3 separate regions of the Homo sapiens genome follow, and regions 1 and 3 are each linked to region 2. Evidence: chromatin contacts called from ENCODE Hi-C or POLR2A ChIA-PET data. All regions are on one chromosome and are shown on one strand. The core of a region is the stretch at or near the end of the contact, and the rest is flanking DNA. Distances in the headings are between cores, read along the strand shown.

The links. A loop is a pair of places that touch in the nucleus more often than their neighbours do. ChIA-PET counts read pairs that join two places held with the same protein, here RNA polymerase II (POLR2A). Pooled maps may share reads with other maps.
Region 1: a pooled map shows a loop between it and region 2 (3-fold over the local background). The contact joins the enhancer-like site here to the promoter of MAN1C1 in region 2. A Hi-C loop is called at or near these places in 6 of 50 pooled maps.
Region 3: a loop to region 2 is called in a pooled map, with 6 times the contacts of the local background. The contact joins the promoter of SYF2 here to the promoter of MAN1C1 in region 2. A Hi-C loop is called at or near these places in 2 of 168 maps with a recorded cell type or tissue (B cell and ascending aorta), 8 of 37 single-sample maps with no recorded cell type and 12 of 50 pooled maps. POLR2A ChIA-PET finds 5 or more read pairs at or near these places in 6 of 52 experiments (CD4-positive, alpha-beta T cell, GM12878, HEK293T and 3 more).

The regions. Positions count from the first base shown.
Region 1 is chr1:26,034,245-26,036,944 of GRCh38, forward strand. EXTL1 (exostosin like glycosyltransferase 1) reads left to right here. Exons shown (of 11, transcript NM_004455.3): 10 at 592-760; 11 at 921-2,220. The coding sequence ends at 1,103. Among named protein-coding and RNA genes, the nearest start is that of SLC30A2, 11 kb to the right of the region's middle. RefSeq lists enhancers at 141-871, 1,370-1,439, 1,450-1,539, 1,550-1,689, 1,970-2,069 and silencers at 930-1,229, 1,174-1,337. Within about 2 kb of position 1,252, at least 29 of the 41 ENCODE cell types and tissues checked have a DNase peak (open chromatin) inside an H3K27ac peak, as active enhancers do.
Region 2 is chr1:25,615,466-25,618,165 of GRCh38, forward strand. MAN1C1 (mannosidase alpha class 1C member 1) reads left to right here and starts at 1,326. Exons shown (of 12, transcript NM_020379.4): 1 at 1,326-2,700. The coding sequence starts at 2,333. RefSeq lists an enhancer at 592-761 and silencers at 952-1,241, 1,262-1,551.
Region 3 is chr1:25,231,160-25,233,859 of GRCh38, forward strand. SYF2 (SYF2 pre-mRNA splicing factor) reads right to left here and starts at 1,343. Exons shown (of 7, transcript NM_015484.5): 1 at 1,285-1,343; 2 at 945-1,052. The coding sequence starts at 1,308. LOC124903881 (a long non-coding RNA gene) reads left to right here and starts at 1,430. Exons shown (of 2, transcript XR_007065555.1): 1 at 1,430-1,520. RefSeq lists enhancers at 1,161-1,310, 1,453-2,366, 1,551-1,800.

The sequences.
Region 1 (2,700 bases), core at 2-2,501, 420 kb after region 2:
CAGACCTTCCAGAAGCTGCCTGAAGTGCTCCGGTCTTAGGGCAGAGACTGAATTCTGTAAGACCTCTTTAGAGGGGTTCCTTAAACATGTTTAAATCAAATATGCATAACGTGGAACCTCTTATAGATTACTCAGGAGCTCTGCAGGGAATTCTCAGTAGAGTGAAGAATTACCTAATGTCTGCGAGATGAGGCTGGCCTGTCTGAGGGCCGTGTGAAGTGAGCTCACCCGGAGCGGTATCAGCCTGGTTCATCCACAACTGTTCTTTGGGCTTCCATGTTTGATGGCTTTGAAACCAGCTGATCCAAACCCATCTAATTCTGGCTCTGAGTTCAGCGCTCAGAGCCCAAGGATGGGGGGCCCAAGGAGCTGTGAGGGAGAGGGCAGGGAACACACCACTAACTGCAGATAAGCCACGGGGCACAGCACAATGGAGAGCTGTTCACGCCAGGGATGGGAGCTCTCTGAGGCAGCCAGGGCTCAGAGGCTTGGGGATGGGGGTCAAAGGGAGAGGTGAGGTCAGGAGGGAGGAGAATGGGGCCTGGGGATGGATTTGGCTGCAGCCTCTCCCTGTCTTTTCCTCTTGCCCAGGTATTACCACACTCTCTTCACCCACTCCCTGCCCAAGGCTCTGAGGACCCTGGCAGATGAGGCACCCACCTGTGTGGACGTCCTGATGAATTTCATAGTAGCAGCAGTCACCAAGCTGCCCCCTATCAAGGTGCCCTATGGCAAGCAGCGCCAGGAGGCTGCTCCACTGGTGAGGGCTGAGGGGGATTGGTCGGAACTGGCAGGGATTGGGCGGGGATGCCGGAGAGGATTCCCTCTCACTGTCTAATTCCAGTCTTTCTTGCTGCACGGGCGTGGGGAGTTCGGAAGGGCAGAGAAGCCCGTTAATGCATTGCTTCTTTCCCTCTTAGGCGCCTGGGGGCCCGGGGCCCAGGCCAAAGCCGCCTGCCCCAGCCCCCGACTGCATCAACCAGATAGCGGCAGCGTTCGGCCACATGCCCTTGCTGTCCTCTCGTCTGCGTCTGGACCCGGTGCTGTTTAAGGACCCGGTGTCCGTGCAGCGCAAGAAGTACCGCAGCCTGGAGAAGCCCTAGGGGGGCGACCCGCGGAGACCCCAGCAGAGGTCGCAGCCCAGCTCCCAGGGGGCCCGGCGCCTGCCGGCGGGCTCCGCTCTTGGGACACCGGAGAACCTATCATGTCAGCCAGCGGGCCCACACGTCGGACCCCGGTTGGCCAATCACAACAGGGGGGCGTGGCCTTACCTTCTCCTGCTCGCCCTCAGCCGCGGAGCCTCTGCGGAGGCTGAGCCCCGCGACCGGAGCGCCGCTCTCCGCTTCTCCACCCAGCTAACTTCTGCTCGTCTTTCAGAGCATTGTCTCCTCCAGGGACTTGCCTGGCCCTCCTCCCCCTCCGCCCCCAATGGGTTCGGTCTCCTTTGCGCTTTCGCAGTCCAGTGTTTGCCGCGGTTCCCGCACGGTCAGGCCCCAGGACTGGCTTGCGAGCCCCGGGGGGCGGGTCGTGTCGTGTCCTTTTCTCTCTGGCTAGGCAGGTGTGCCGCAAATATTTGACGAATAGATGGATGGCAGACATTAACTGCGTGCCTGGCCCTATGAGGGCGGCGGCGGGACAGGGTGAGCGGAGAGACAGAACTGTCCCCGCCCCACCCCGCCACCCATTCCTAGGGTTCCTAGTCCCGGGAAGGCAACTACCCAAAGACGCCTGGGTTGTCAGGCTCAATCCTTGAGCCTCAACCAAGGAGCAGAGGGGTGCGGGTAAACGAGGAGTGGGGCGAGGAAAGCGGGATGGGAACAAGTGGCCTGTCCCCGCACGGCCCGCGGCTCAGCCTCGGCCGTCTGCCCTGCACTACCAAGGCCGACCACTAGAGGTCAGCGTCGCGCCGCACTCTTCACCCGCATGTCCAGAGGGCGGCCGGGATGTGGAGGGTGAGCGCTGTGGGCAGCTCGGGGGCTGAAAGCTGGGAAGAGAAATCTGAAGAACAGCCCCATCTCTTTCGCCTGCACACTTGGAACTCAGCAAGAAGGGACTGTTTCTAGGTGGGCTGGGCGCGAGCAGGGACTGTCCCGAGCGGTATAGGTGAGAATGGAGTTGGGGGGGGACACTAGGTCCTCCGGGGTTCACCCACCTGGAGCTGGAATTATCACTTCCGAAATAAAGCGCGTGTCCTTGCCCCCTCACGCTCCAGGCTATAAATACCCTTACAGCAGCTGCTCGAGGGAGGGGCTCAGGGCTCAGGGCTCGCCTGGGAGCGCGTGCGACTCCAGAGGGTGAGGGTGGTGGGTCCAGCCCAGGTCCAGGGTGTCAGGTGTTTTCCTGCTTTGATGGCCTGGCAGCTCTGGAAACTCCCGTGACTGTCTCACTGGCAGGAACATACTGTCCCCTTAGGCCTCTCCAAGGCCTTCCACCCCCACCCCCCAGCTTGACCTCGGCGGGCCCCTGGATGACTCAGGTCCTCCCTAGAGCCAGTCACAGCTGAGTGGCAGAGTGGGTTACCCTTGGGAGGCGTGGTGCTGTGAGATGCTTGAGGTACAGGGCGGACTGGAAATTAAAGAGGTGGGGGAGAGGCAGTCCGGCCCGGAGTCAAGAACTGAGGGTGGGTGGGAAAGCATACAGCTGGGGCCCAGGCAGCCTTCCCAGGGTGGGGAGGGCGCTGGATGCCAGGCCCAGCCAGGT
Region 2 (2,700 bases), core at 76-2,575:
TTCCCTGCAGTATTTTCTGTCTCGTCAACACTGCATTTCATTTTAAATTGCAGCTGAAAGTAGATATTTTCCCTCTTGCCTATTACAAACCTCTTAATTTGTCTCTCCCTCTGCTGTTATTTGTCTCTATAAAGTGTTTTGCATGAAAGACCCACACAGCACAATGTTGCTTCACCCTGGGTTAGGTTTAACAGGAAGGGAAGATGCAGAGACTAAGTCCAAGGAGGAAGATGTGAGGGCCTTGGGGTTGAGGACACGCGTGTCTGGGAGTTGATGCCTGGCTGTTTTTGGAGGTTATCTGTTGCCTGAGTGTCTGTGGGTATGCGGGTGCACATGTCCATGTTTGTACTAATTTACATATATGTCTATGCATACTGTGGTATAATCACTTGGGTGTCCATACCCAAATTAAGTGTATGTTTGAGTGCATGTACACACCCACATGCCAGTCTCTGTGTGCATATAGATCTATGCCCAGACGCACACATGTGCATATAAACACACGTAGGCATCAAGGTAGACGTCCGTCACATTATGTGTGTGGTCTTCTGTAGACACGCCCGGGGCTCTCTTCCTTTCGCTGCTTCTCAAGGCTGCGGTCAGCCTCCCTCCGTGCTCCACCCAGGAGCCCTGGCCCCGTTTAGGGTTGTGGGAAAAGGAAGGCACGCCAGTGGTCTGCGAGGGGGCCAGTGGAAACATCACCTCCGCCGACCCGGCCGCGGTCACAGCTCTCTGGCTTGGCTCCAGCCACCAGCAGCACCCCTGCAGCCCGGCGTTAGCGCTGAGAAGCCCGGGGCAGCCGCCAGGGCGCGGGCTGCCAGCTCCCTGACAACCCCGGGCTGGCACTCGGGGGCGAGAGAGGTCACCCAGCGACGGGCACACCCCTCCAGAGCAACACCGTCTCCGGCCCGCTTCCGGGGGCCACCAACCCGAGCCTCGCGGGCGGGCTGGGGGGTGGTCTCTGTCGCTTGGGGTCCAGCGAAGGCTGGGCAGTAACCAATGGACGACTGTGGCCCAACGGGGATCCCTCGGATGCAGCCAATGCCCTCGTTGCGCTCTCCGCCCCCGCCCTCGCCTGCCCCGCGCCGCTGGACCATTGGCGCCCGCTGGATGGGGGGTGCGCGCGACGCCTGCCCTTCGGGGAGGGCGGGGCTTGGAGCGGGCTGCGCTCCCGCCCGCGCTCGGCCTCTGCCCCGCCCCCGGACGCGCGGCCCTCAGCCGGCTGCGGCGCGGCGGCGGCGGGAGGGGGCGCGGGGCGCGCGCGTGGGCGTGGCCGGCGGGCGTGGCCGGCGGGCGGCAGGAGGCGGGGCGGCGGGCGCTGTCGCAGTGAAAGCCCGAGCGGCGGCGGCGGCGGGGACGGCGGTGGAGGCGGCCGGGTGGCTGTGCGCGCGTGTGGGGCGCAGGCTCGGCGGCAGCGGCCGGTCTGGAGCGGCCGCTGCGAGGAAGACAGCTGCAGCGGGGGAGGCGCGGCCAGGGCTGCGCGCTCCGCGGAGCCGGCGGGGCCGGGAACAGGTGATCCCAGTGGGAGCCCCGCGCCCTGCCGAGTTCGAGGGGCGGGAGCCCGCGCTCCCGGGCGCATCTGCAGCCGCCCAGCCGCGGCTCCGGACCCAGGCATCCCTGCGCTGTCTGGGGCCCGGGGGAAGCCCCCTGCCCCCGCAGGCTCGGAAGTGCCTGCTCCTGCTCCCTGGCCACTCCGGCTCCCAGCTCCCGGCGCCCTCTCCGCGGCGGAGAAAGTTGTGGACGTGTCCCGATAGTCGAGCCCGGGCGCTGTCGCGACCGGGCCGGGTGTGCGCGCGCTCGGGGCGGCGCTGACACGCCAGCCCCCCATCGCCTCGGTCCCCTCCGGAAACTGCTTCTGAAGCTGAAACTTTGGGCGCCTACCAGCGCGGGCGGGAGCCTAGGGGGCGGAGGGCGGCTTGGTGCGGGCCTGCGGGCGCCCCTCGGCGCGGACAGCCGGGACGCCGCGGACGGCATGTGACGGTCCCGGCGGCCGCAGCGCGGGAAGGCGCGGGCCCCGGCGCGGCGGGGAGGGCTCGGCCGGAGGGGAGGCTGCGGCGCGCGGCCGGTCGCTGCGGGCCCGGGCCCCAAGCCGTGCCGCTCCGCTCGCCCGGGCCCCGCCGAGGCCGCTGCGCCCCCGCCTCCTCGCGGGAGGACTCGCTCCAAACTCCCTGAACTTCGGGGACAGTCCCCCGAAGCGGCGAAACTCTCAGGGTTGGCAACCCTGCCCAGGGACCCCCATCCCGGGCGGCGCTCCGGACGCCCTCCCCTCACCGCGCCCCCGCAGACACGTGCCTGGACTCCGAGGGCTTCTGGAGCCACCGGCCGGGCCACGATGCTCATGAGGAAAGTGCCCGGCTTCGTCCCGGCCTCCCCGTGGGGGCTGCGGCTGCCGCAGAAGTTCCTCTTCCTCCTCTTCCTCTCGGGCCTGGTCACCCTGTGCTTCGGGGCCCTCTTCCTGCTGCCCCACTCCTCTCGCCTCAAGCGCCTCTTCCTGGCCCCCCGGACCCAGCAGCCTGGTCTGGAAGTGGTGGCTGAAATCGCCGGCCATGCCCCGGCCCGCGAGCAGGAGCCGCCTCCCAACCCGGCCCCCGCCGCGCCGGCCCCGGGCGAGGATGACCCCAGCAGCTGGGCCAGTCCCCGCCGCAGGAAAGGGGGGCTGCGGCGCACCCGCCCCACTGGACCCCGCGAGGAGGCCACGGC
Region 3 (2,700 bases), core at 93-2,592, 380 kb before region 2:
GTATTTGTTAATAACAGTCACTGGTGTTAGTCAGAAGAAAGAAATATGTGGTCATTCTTGTAATTTGAAAAGTCTTCTTTGTTTTGTCTCACTACAACAGTCAGAGTGATTTTGGGATTTTGTGAAACCATGGCCTAGCTGTCAGGTCACTCCATGGTGAAACAGGGGCTGCTTTTCTCTTTCTCTGCTCCAACTGCAGCAAGCTATTTGCTGGACTCTTATCCCTAATACAAATTCTCTTTCTTTGAATTTGTTCCCTTTGCTTGGATATCTCTTTCTCTAACTCCTTTAGTTGTCTGGCTTTCAAACAGTAGTTTAGGTGTCACCTACTACATGAGGCACCCCCTGGAGACCCACAAACTGCATTCCTCTCTCCTCCTCTGCACCTCCAGGGCACTTAAACATCAGATTCCCTATCAACTGGCTGAACTACCACACTGTAGACTTTCAAAAGTTTGCCATTTTTTTTATTTTCTTTTTATTCTTTTCCCCCAGAAGTCCCAAAAACAGATGATTATTTTCTTTTCACTCAAACAGATTCTGACAGAAGATTATTATTTTTTAAAGTGAACCAGGTCTCTTACTGACACTAGACAAGTTTCTTCCTGTCTCTAGCTCTACATATTTCCCTAGGTAAAATGAAGAATTTGTTGGAATCACGGAGCAGGGAGGTTGTTAGTAATGGAGACTCCCAAACCTAACCCAGATACATTAAATTGGATGTGGGTGGGAGAGGGGCTGGAGTGAACAGTTATATTTTCAAATGTTCTCAGAATGATCCCAATGTGCTGCCAGGGTTGAGTACCACCGAACAGAGCTTTCCTCTCAGATGATCCTGCTCTGTTGGTCTGTCAGACGCAGTGGTGTGGCTTCCTCGTCCCCTCTACAAAAGCGCACAGGCTTGGCCAGATGACGGATCTAAGCCGGCCTCCAAGACTACTCACCCGCATCAGGTGCAGCTCCCGGAATTTGCGCAGTCTCTGTTCGCGCTTCTGAGCGGCCAGCTCCGCCGCCGCAGCGAGGGACCCCTCCTCCGCGCTGTCCACCAGCACCTGCGACAAGGAGAACTGGCTTCAGGCAGAGCCGGCTCAGCTTCTCCCAGGACTGCCCAGGCCGAGTCCCCGCCGGTCCCCACAGGCTGGGCCTAGGGCCTCCACCGCCGACTTGACCCCACAGTGTCTGAGCCTCCCTGAAGCGAAACTAGACTTCGCCTCCACCTCTCTCCAGGCCGCTCCCCGGAACCCTCACCAACAAAACCCCCGGTGTACGGTGGGTGGAACTCACCTCGGATGCAGCTATAGCCGCCATCACAACCTTTCTCTCTTCCCACTTCCGGCAACAAGATAGAGCACTTCCGTCAACCTTCAGACAAACGGGCCGATACGTACGAATGGGCTACCATAAGCCCCGCCCCTTCCGGGAGGTCTCCGGAAGTTGGGACCCTTTTAGCTATGAAATATTTTGGATTGCGTAGGGTCTTGCGCAGCCGCGAAAAGTAGCGTGGGCCAGGACAGCGGGAGGTAAGTCGCCAAGAAAAGGGTTGGGAAGAGCTCAGAATCGGACGGCTAGGAAGAAATGACCAAAAGGAGCCTGATAGCCCCCTATTCTGCACGCTGTTCCTGGAAACCGCCTTTGCAAAGACAGTGAGAGAAATCTAACATGGCTCACTCCATCTTGCTTCTAGCCTCGCAGGCCGGCTGTCTTCGCTCATTCCTGGGCATAAACCAAGCTAACCATGGGAGAATTTATAGTTTAACTTTTAAGCAAGGATGATCATAGTCCCTTCCTTAAACAGGGCCCCTCCTTGTTTGGGGGCTGAAACTGCCTTTATAAAACTAATGAAAGACCGGGAGGTTAGGATTATGAGGGGAGAATTCTGCTAAAATGTAGTAAACGATAACCAGCCATTGTTTCGGAGGACATCGGATGTGTAACTTCCCCAATTATTCCTGTAGATAACGTTATCGTAGCACCTAAGATTGGTCTTTTGAGGCATTTTTCAGACTTTCGCATTCTGGCAACTAACTGACCCCACCCAGACTCGTGACCCATGACCCAACCGCTTCTTCTGTCCCACTCCTCCCCCAAGAGGCGGACTCAGCTGTTGAGGAGTGTAGTCCACACCCCTGTGATTGCATCTCCAACCAATCAGCAGCATCCATTCCCTAGTGCCCTGCCCACACCAAACTATGAAATACCCTAACCTCTGAGCTGACCCTTCAGGAAAACTTACTTGAGTGGTAACCCTTCTTCCCTGAGGCCAGCCTCAGGTTAATACAACTGTATACTGCAGTAGCACTTTTCAGTGAATTGGTTTTGTCTGCAGTAAGCAGGAAAAACCTGCAGTGCCATTCATTCCCATGAGTGGAAAGTTCTTTCCATTTAGAGCTTAAGGTGTTGTCACTTTCTCCAAGAAGCAGGTCTTGCCCTTGGCCTGGTGTGGTGGTTCATGGCTGCAATCCCAGCACATTGCGGGGCGGAGGCGGGAGGATTGCTTGAGCCCAGGAGTTCAAGACCAGCCTGGACAACAAAGTAAGAATCAGTCTCTAAATTAAAAAATAAAAGTAATTTTTTTTTGTTTTTTTGTTTTGAGACAGAGTCTTGCACTATCACCCAGGCTGGAGTGCAGTGGCACCGATCTCGGCTTACTGCAACGTCCGGCTCCCGGGTTCAGACGATTCTCCTGCCTCAGCTTCCCGA